Linked DNA regions of Homo sapiens: region 1 is linked to region 2. A link is a loop called in an ENCODE intact Hi-C map of the cell type or tissue named here. Cell type or tissue: CD4-positive, alpha-beta T cell. All regions are shown on one strand.

Evidence for each region. Peaks named below come from ENCODE experiments on the same cell type or tissue, not always from the same donor. Only the 100,000 strongest peaks of a DNase experiment are listed, where the experiment ranks them.
Region 1: it touches region 2 in a loop (8-fold over the local background); 6 of 110 quality-filtered maps call a loop at or near these places.

Annotation. Positions count from the first base shown.
Region 1 is chr20:23,802,859-23,807,858 of GRCh38, reverse strand. LOC107985432 (a long non-coding RNA gene) reads right to left here and starts at 4,144. Exons shown (of 3, transcript XR_001754554.3): 1 at 4,023-4,144; 2 at 3,215-3,336; 3 at 1,888-2,625. In CD4-positive, alpha-beta T cell, no CTCF peak of the experiment used is centred here; no DNase peak of the experiment used is centred here.
Region 2 is chr20:23,880,441-23,885,440 of GRCh38, reverse strand. No RefSeq gene overlaps it. Among named protein-coding and RNA genes, the nearest start is that of CST5, 3.2 kb to the right of the region's middle. In CD4-positive, alpha-beta T cell, no CTCF peak of the experiment used is centred here; no DNase peak of the experiment used is centred here.

The DNA.
Region 1 (5,000 bases), 78 kb after region 2:
CAACATCATTCTGAATGAAGAAAAGTTGAAAGCATTTTCCCTAAGAATAAGAACAAGGCAAGGATACCCACTACGAGGACCCCTATTCAACGTACTACTGGAAGTTCTAGCTGAAGCAATCAGGCAGAAGAAAGAAATAAAGTACATCAAAGTTCTAAAAGAGGAAGTCAAATTCTCGTATTTTTTTTATGATATGAACTTATACCTAGAAAACCCTAAAGATTCCCCCAAAAGGCTCTTCGATTTGATAAATTTCTTCATGAAAGTTTCAGGATACAAAATTAATGTACAAAAATCAGTAGCATTTCTATATAACAATAATGTCCAAGCTGAGAACCAAATCAAGAACTCAATCCAATTCATAATAGTTACAAAAAGTAATAAAATACCTCGAAATACATTTACTCAAGGAGTGAAAGATCTCTAGAAAGAGAACTATGAAACACTAAAGAAAGACATAATAGATGGCAAAAAAATTTTAAAAATCCCATGCTTATAGACTGGGGAATCAATATCATTAAAATGATCATACTGCCCAAGTTATCTACAGATTCAATTAAATTACTATCAAACTACCAATGTCATTCTTCATAGAATCAGAAAAAAAAATTGTAAAATTCACACGGATCCAAAAAAGATCCTGAATGCCCAAAGTAATGCTAAGCAAAGAGAATAAAATTGGACAGATCACATTATATTGTATGGCTGTAGTAACCAAAACAGCATGGTCATGTTATAGAAAGAGACACATACGGAAAAATATAGCCACATAGCTACAACCAACTGATCTCTGACAAAGTTGACAAAATTATATAAAGGGAAATCACATTCTATTCAATAAATGGTGCTGGGATAATTGGTGTGCCATATGTCGATTCATGAAACTGGCCTCTTACCTTCCATCATGTACAAAAATTAACTCAAGGTGGATTAAAGACTTAAATGTAAGAACTGAAACTATAAAAATCTTAGAAGACAACCTAGGAAAAACTCTTCTAAATATTGGTCTAGACAAAGAATTTATGATGAAGTCCTCAAAATAAAATACAACAAAAACCAAAACAGAGAAATGGGACTTAATAAAAGTAAAAAGCTTCTGCACAGCAAAAGAAATAATTCTCAGTAAACAAACAAACTGTAGAATGGGCGAAAAGATTTGCCAGCAGTGTATCTGACAAAGAGCTAATATTCAGACTCTACAAGGAACTTAAACAACTCAACAAGAAAAACAAGAATAACCCCATTAAAAAGTGGCCACAGGGTATGAACAGACATTTTTAAATAAAAGACATACAAACGGCAAACATATGAAAATACTTAACATAATTAAGTATCAGAGAAATGAAAATTAAAGCCACAATGCCATGCCATCTTATACTAGTCACAATGGCTGTTATTAAACAGTCAAAAAACGGACAAGTGCAGTGGCTCATGCTTGTAATCACAGTATTTTGAGAGGCTGAGGTGGGTGGATCACTTGAGTCCAGGCATTCAAGATAAGCCTGGGCAACATAGTGAGACCTTGTCTCAACAAGCAAAAAAAAAAAAAAAAAAAAAAAATTCCACGTGTGGTGGTGTGGGCCTGTAGTCCTTGCTACTTAGGAGGCAGAGCCAGGAGGACGCCTTGAGCCCAAGAGGTTGGGACTGCACTGACCTATGATCATGCCACTGCACTTCAGCCTGGGCAACAGAGGGAGACCCTGTCTCAAAAATGGTCAAAAAACAAGATGTTGGAAAATATGTATCGGTTGATGTGTAACTCATATGACCTCTATGGAAAACAGTATGATAATTTCTAGAAAACTAAAAATAGAACCACCCTTCAATCCAGCAATTCCACTACCGCACATGTACCCCCCAAAAGGAAACAAATCATTATATAAAAAAGCCTTCTGCATTTGTATGTTTATTGTAGCACAGTTCAGAATAGCAAAGTTGTGAAATCAACCTAAGTGTCCATCAACACTTCATTGAATAAAACAATCTGGTAGATATACACCATGGAATACTATTCAGCCATAAAAGTGAATGAAATTATGACTTTTGCAGCAATGTGTATGGAACTGGAGGCCATTACCCTTAGTGAAATGACTCAGAAACAGAAAATCAAGAACTGCATGTTCCCACTTATACATGGGTGCTAAACCATGGACATGGACTTACTGAGTGGAATGATAGACATTGGAGGCTCCAAACAGTGGGAGGATAGAATGAGGGTGAAAGTGAAATGCTGCCTATTGGGTACAATGTATCTTATTTGGGTAGTTGTACATAAAAGCCCAGATTTCATCTCTACAAAATATATCCATGTAACACAACTGCACCTGTACCCCTAAATCCATCAAAAATCTAAAAAAAATTAGTTTTAAATAAATACATTTTTAAATGCCATACATCCTATAATTCAACAATGTATAGCTGATCGTTAGCCACTGTTATTTCTGTAAATCAATGAGAATTAGATCAACAACTTTGGTAATCATGCCTTCTCTTCACTTGTACTTGTTTTCCTTAAAATCTTGAGTTTGATTTTTTGTTCTACAGAGCAGTCCCCAAGGCAACCTGAAAGTGTGTCCTGTGCTCCACTCTTGCTTGATCTCTGTGCTTAAATAAACTCTCTTTCAACTGGAAAAAAAAATTAAGAGAAATGAATGAATGAGTACAAAAATAATTTCAAAACAAACTGTATAGTGTACACAGAAGCCTTAATGTTTATCTTATAATTAGTTATTGAAGTCTCTTCTTGATTGTTTTCTTTTTCTGGATATAGGAGATCAAAGTGAAACCAATAAGTATACAGACAACATTTGGCTATAAATCTATGAACTGAATGTTGACATACTATACCTTTTAAAAGGAGGAGAAATATGCAGAACAAAGGTGAATGTATAGTGTATAGTAGATGGGCAATAAATATTTGCATTTAGTGGAAAATGAATAAAACTCTGTTTTACAAAAAGCATGAGATGTCCTATAAAATTAATGGAAGATCTTCCTTCCTTTTTTAAAATAAAACAAACTTTCAAAAGGGAAGAAAATTCTAAGAAATTATAAAGATTGCATGTGCTTGGTTCCTAGTTTATTATTTTTTCCCCTTACATATCTTCTTCCTCTCACATTAATTCTATTTCTCCTTCTCCTGCTCTGAGTAAATAATCAAATGTTTCTGCCCTCATTTTGTCTATATCTTAATTGTCAAAACCAGAACACATACCTATAAGGCAAGCACAGTGGGTAGGAACATAATGTCCAATCTTAAGAAAATATCTTAATCTTTCTCAGTCGCATTTCTCTTATCTGGAAATGGTGGCATCAGTCAGGATGAGCTGGGTTATGCTGTGGTAACAAAAAAAAGTATGAGGGACTTAAGACAGCAACATACCATTCCATTATTGTGACTGTTATTTGTATAGATGCACTGCATGTGTGTCGGGGGTGCTGAACTATGTTGTGCTCACTCTGGATCCCAAGATGATGGAGAAGACACCCTCACAACAGTATCAGGGGCCAAGGCAATAAGCACCAGCTTTCCCCAAGTGCAACTGGAAGTAACAGATGTCACTTATTCATCTATTATATTGACCAAAGCAGGTCATGACTACAACAAACTCAAAGGAAGGGGACAATCCTGTCTTGTACCCATAAGACACAGAAGCACTCAAGGGACAGCCCTAAAGACTATCACAAATGCCCACCCAATCACACCAGGCAGATATCTGTGTTTCTGCCCACAGCACCAGGGTACCACGCAAGCAATGGCACAGCTCAGATCCCAGTTTCTCCCTGCTCACCACCTCCACTTCCCCAGACATTTTGGACATAGTGGACCTGAAACCAAATAATAGTATAACAAAATACAGTCATCTGACAGGGGAGATGGCTCATGCCTACAATCCCAGCACTTTGGGAGGCCAAGGCGGGTCGATCACTTGATGTCAGGAGTTCGAGACCAGCCTGCCCAACATAATGAAACCCTGTCTTTACTAAAAATACAAAAATTAGCCGGGCATGGTAGCGCATACCTGTGTTCCCAGCTACTTGGGAGGCTGAGGCAGGAGAATTGCTTGAATCTAGGAGGTGGAGGTTGTATTTAGCTGAGATTGCACCACTGCACAGCAGCCTGGGGGACACAGTGAGACTCCATCTCAAAAAAGAAAAAAATGTATATATATATATATATATATATATATACACACACACACACACATATACATACAGTATCCTGAAAATGCCTTAAAGTTCACAGAAAACATTTTACCCATCTTTGGGCAGTCAAGCATCACCTAGGCAGAGTACCTTGATGACCATTTGTGTTTTCACCCACCAAGTTCACCAAGATGCCAAGATTATTTTGCCCTGAACCCACTTGGAACTGTCTGGGTGCTGGCACGTGGCTTCGGGTTGCCTCTCTTACCCAATTCCTTGTTTCATGGAAGGGAATGAGCTTCATGGTACCTGTGATTCATTTTCACCTTTACCTTGTTTTAGTTTTGGGCCTCCAAGCTAATGATTACAATTTTCCTTGCCTCTCATTTCCTTTATAGACATTTTAACTTTTCTGTGTGATTTTTTTTTAAATGACATAAAGCTATTTGCTTTTTGTTCCTGCAACTTTTATAAAATGTTCCTCTTTTAATTATTCAAGAATATTTGTCTGTAAATTAAAGTTGCTAAAGAAAGATTAATGGAAAATTTTCAGGCTTGTCATAAAATGGGCCTAATTGTGTCCTCCTCCTGTATCATTGAGCATGTGATGTGTGGTAGGTGCTCGATTGGGTGCTGGAGATATCAAACAGGAAGATCCGAGTCACCCACCCTCAATGAATGTCAGGTCTGCTAGACAGGGAAGTGGAAATCAGAGGAGAGAACAGGGCACTGGAGAGCACAGAGAAGGGAACCAAACCCACAGAGAGGCTGGGAGAGGAGGACAAGCTCCCCACATTGCTGGGTCCTCTCTACTTGAGCACCTGTCAGCCCAACTTCCAATTGCCAGCATCTGT
Region 2 (5,000 bases):
ATGGCAAATAGGTAGGTAGGTAGACAGATAAGCAGATAGAAGAAAATAGAGATTTTCCTTATAGTAGAATGAATGCCATTAATAAATGTAGAACAAATAATGAAATTAGAAACAACCTTTTCACAACAGTCATAATAACAATTGATTCAAGCAACAATTATCATTGTATGCTAAAGCTAGAAAGTGAAAATTTGATAAGAAGTAGGATATAATCGTATTTCAAAGCATTGCTTTATGCAATATTTGTTAATGATAAAGTGAAAAATAGCAACTTTATAGTGGACTGGTATAGATACGCTGCAATGGCTGGGGCCAGGCCACTCCTGGGAGGTGGGCTCCTGAAATGTGATCATGGACAGCAACTTCATGTAAAAGTATCCTCTCACCTTCTTGAGAGTGAAAGACTGCCTGGAAAGAGATGCTCACCATCCCCGCTGAGCACATTTCCAGCCTACCCCACCTGAATGCAGCCCCCAACTGAACCTAACAAGACCAGCAGAAGAGCCGCGGACAGCTCCAGAGTCATAAGAATCCACACATCATGTTGCTTTCAGCCAGGAAGATTCGGGGTGGCTTCTGATGCAGCAGTAGGTAACTGATGTGTACAGGATGCTCTGAACATCCCTCCCAGCAGAGACCCACAGTCCATCCCATGTGAGGTCCAGAGAGGGAGAAATCTCCTCCTCCGTAGACTGCATGGTTTCTGCTGGTGTCTACAACTGCCATGCAACTCGTGGAGCGCAGCCCTTTCCTTCCGAATCCAACCTACATTTCATGCTCTCCATGAGGGGCAGGTCTGTGGGCAAAATGATGATTGTAGCAATAGACATGCTGAACTGGTGGTGCCTGCAGGAAGTCCAGTGATGACGTCATGGACAGGGGGATGAGGAGCTTCACTGCTGGAAGCCTGGCCTTAGTTGAGATAACTCAAGACAATTGCAATGGGGTCAACACTCTCACAATAAGACAGAGTGAGCTCAAGTCCAAATATAAAAAGAGTAAGTGGGGATTTATAGCCAAGGAGCAGGGTGTGGAGGTTAGTGAAGAAAAAATTACTAAGCAGAGACATCAAAGGTAGGGGTTTCTGGCTGAACTGACCAAACAGGATTCTTGCTAAAGGCAGGACACAGCCTTAGACATCAAAGCTGAGGGATGAGGAACTTGATCAGATGTCAAGGGTGATCAGACCCCAAGGACAGCAGGATTCTCCCTAAAAGGAAGCAGGATTCTTTCCTAAAACTGAGCAATGCAGACCTGGCAGGTAGGAGCTGGAGACCAAGGTTGAGGCCTAGTGAAGAAGGCTCAGAGGAGCCTTAAAGTTTCGTTAGAGAGTCTTTTCACTGGATCCAGCTCCTCTGTGACAGGAGGAGAGGGCAGGCAGGGCCACAAGAGCAGGCAGGCTGTCCTGATGGCCTCTGGCTCCAGCTCCAGCACCCACTGATTGAGTGTAACAGGATTCCAGGCAGGAACAGGAACCACTCTCCACAGCCACTGCAGTCTGCTAAAGGAATTGATATTTAAGGTTAGACAAACAGTGACAGGGAAGTCCCAGCAGTGACCTGAATGGGGATTAGAAAGGAAACTCTCACCACACAGAGATGCCAAGGGGATTGCTCTCCCCTCAGAGCCATCTGTATTCTCCTGGGCCAGGCCCCTGCAGGCTGGGACCAGGGAGTTGGGGGAAGTCCCTGGGTGCATCAGCAAGCAACCCGAGTTCCCAAGGAACTCTCCCTGTCCTCTCCACTCGGCTGTGGTTCTCTAGCCATGGCTCTGCTAGGAAGAATGTACTCCTTGAGAAAATAAATAGTAACCTTGCAATCTAAAATCCTAAGTGCTGTTTACACATTGATCCCTGAGCAGGAAACTTCCCAAGGATTCTCTTTCCCTCCATAAAGGGCCAAACTCTCAGACCTCAGATCCTGGGCTCTGTACGCCCTTTTCCTGTAGGGGCTTTGGGCATGCTTCACAGCAAGTACCAGAGTTCATAATAATGTGGCCTCATCCCCATCAGAGCCCAGATGCTTACCAATGGTGGCCAATGGTCCAGGAGTATCTCAGGTCCCCCACAGTTGGGAGCAGGGAGGGGGAAGGAGGAAGGGTGTGCATAAGGGACAAGCTTGACCCCAGAGAACTCGCAGCACTCCATAAAGGAGGATTCTGGGCTTCCCCTTTGAGAAGCCAACAAATCCCGTGGCTGCTCAGTCCCATCTCCTATCACAGACACTGAATGTTAATTGCTCAAAACCCGGATGTGCAGAATCTCAACTCTTGGCCAACTTGATCTAACCACTTGCACTTTAGGTGATGTTTATGCCCTTAGGTATTTATTGGTTATAATATTGTTTAGTGTTTCCCTTTACTGCTTATTTATTATAGAGAACTTCTGTCACTCACCTAATTTCTCACTCTACTAATTCAATCATGGGATCAAGTTACACACGCAACCTGGGAGAACACGGCTTTCTCTTTCATCCACTGGCAGAAAGGAAACATGCCCCCTCCTGGGCAACTGGACTCCTCCAGATTACGAAGGTGCTGGAGGCCCCAGGCTTGGTCCTGAGTCCATTGTTTATCTCTGGGTCCCTGCCAGCCTGTCATTGGAGCTGTAAGCTATAGGAACTAAGTCTCCATCTTTTTTTGAGATGGGATCTCACTGTGTTGCACAGTGTGGTCTGGAACACCTGGGTTCAAGAGATCCTCCTGCCTCAGCCTCAAGAGTAGGTGTACAGGCATGCCATAACACTGGGCTATTGTAAATTTTAACCACACTTAAATGTCACTGCAGAATCAAACTTATCTTGCTGGTTTTGAACCACCAGACACCACCATTTACAAAGCAGCTCACCTTTCCATATGCATGACACATAGAGAAGGCAAAACATTTTCCCAAGGTCACCCAGCAGCTGGAGCAGCTGTCCATCTACCCTAACCTTCCACTTACCATCACCCATACTGGATGCATCTCTTGTAGTTCCTGAGAGTGCCCTACATGGGGGTCTGACTACAAAGATTAGAGTGGCCACTGTATCAGGCCTGTTGACCCTCCCTATAGCTCATTCCAGTGTCCTGACAGAGGATGACCACTGGCGGTGGCATCACATACAGGGAAATAGGCCAGCACTCCAGCTCCCACCCCATACTCCACCCACCACCATATGCCTGTTATGTGGATGACCTGCATCTCCTTCCTAATGATAAAAGATAGGAGAGATTTGTATGTATTTCAGCTTACCCTCTGCACAACACATCCTCCTGAGAGTTGAGACCTAGCGGCCAGGGAAGGTGGGAGCCACAGAGGAGACCCAACTCCCACACTTGGGAGATGACCATTCTGCCCACAAGCACCTGGCCAGGGACTGCCCTCTCTTTCCCTTCTCTGGGAATCTCCCCCAATTTCCTGTCTAACTAGGAGGCATCACGTGCAGCCCTGCTTGAAGACCTTCCCTCCCTCACCCAGCAGTAAACACTATCCCTGGGCCACCTGCTGTATCTGCTGGAGTGCATGGCTTTTCTAGGGGTGCTGGATTCACAGTGGGGTGCAATGGTCACTGGGCCTTGGGTAAAAAGGTCCCCTGTCCTCATACTGAACATGAGCACCCATGAGTAATATTGTTCCCGCTGTCGGGTTCCTGCTGATGCAGCCCCAGCCATGGCGGAGCCCCAGGATTATAGCAGGTCTGGGCTGATCCTGGCCGACCCTCACCTCCACCACTCCCAGGAGAGTCCTCTGGGTGTCCTGCTAAGGCCCAGGGTTTCCTGGTGTTTCTGGCCAAGCCTGCCACCTCGCCATAAGGGCATTTGCCGCAGGATCACCTTCAGGCATGGAGGGGGGGTTGAGAGAACAAAGGGAGCAGCTGTCTGTTCAGAGCCTCCTTCCACCCTCCCTACTCCTGAAGTCACATTCCAGTCCAGGCCCACAGCATCCCGAGCTGGGGGCTTTGTCAGCCCACAGGGCACCCAACTGACCACATCCTCTCAGTCTGTGGAGAAGGAGAACTCTCAATCCTGGCAATGAAGCCACGCTGAGCAAAGGACGAAGACACACCTGGGCTCTCTCTGCAGGATTCCATTCCTGGGAAGCTCAAGGACAGGCAACAAAGGAGTCCACAGGACCAGATGTGGGCTGCCAGGGTCGGGTGGGCATGAGGGTGGGCTTCAGAGGCAGGAGGAAACCATCTGGGGTGAGGCAGATATCACAGGTGTGGACAAAGTGGTAACACAAGTGTATGCATTTATGAAATCCCCCAGATTGGGCACATACAATTAGGCATTTTATTGTGTGTAAATTCTACCTCATTCAATGTAATTTTTAAAATATTACATGAGTTTTCCAAGCAGTGTACAGAGGACCAGTGCTGGCAGCACGTCTCCCAGAGGGGAGGAGCAAGAGAGGCTCTTGGGCTCCCACATTCATCCTGTGGCTGCTGCTCCTTCTCCTGACACCCCCACCACCTGCCAGGGGTCTCCCTGCGCCTTCCACCTGGACACACCCACAGTTACCGTGAGACTCCAGGTCGTTCCCTTCCCTGCTCACACCCCCTCCAGGAGCTTCCTCTTCCTGGAGCAGGCATGCCCAGCCTTGCCTCAGGGCCTTTGCACTGACTATTCCCTGCTGCCTGGGGCTTCTCAACCTTTCCGGTCTCTTAGAGACTTCCCTGACCAGGGTCCAGTAGCACCCACCCTCTCTCTAACTGAGCGACTATAATTCCCTGATCTAAATTGTTGATCACCACTCTGCATCCTCCCACACACCCTAATGGCTGGGCTATGCAGTACCACAGCCACCAGCAGCCACTCGTGGCCACAGGGCACTTGAAATGGGGCTAGTCCACAGTGACGCTTGGTCTAACTGTAAAAAATACACAGGGAACTTCAAGACATTACACTCACACAAAAGAATGTAAACTAGCTCCTTAAGAATAGTCCTGAAGTGTTGAAGTATTTTGGATATATTAGGTTAAAGTAGAAATACCAAAATTACTTTCAGCTGTATCTTTTAA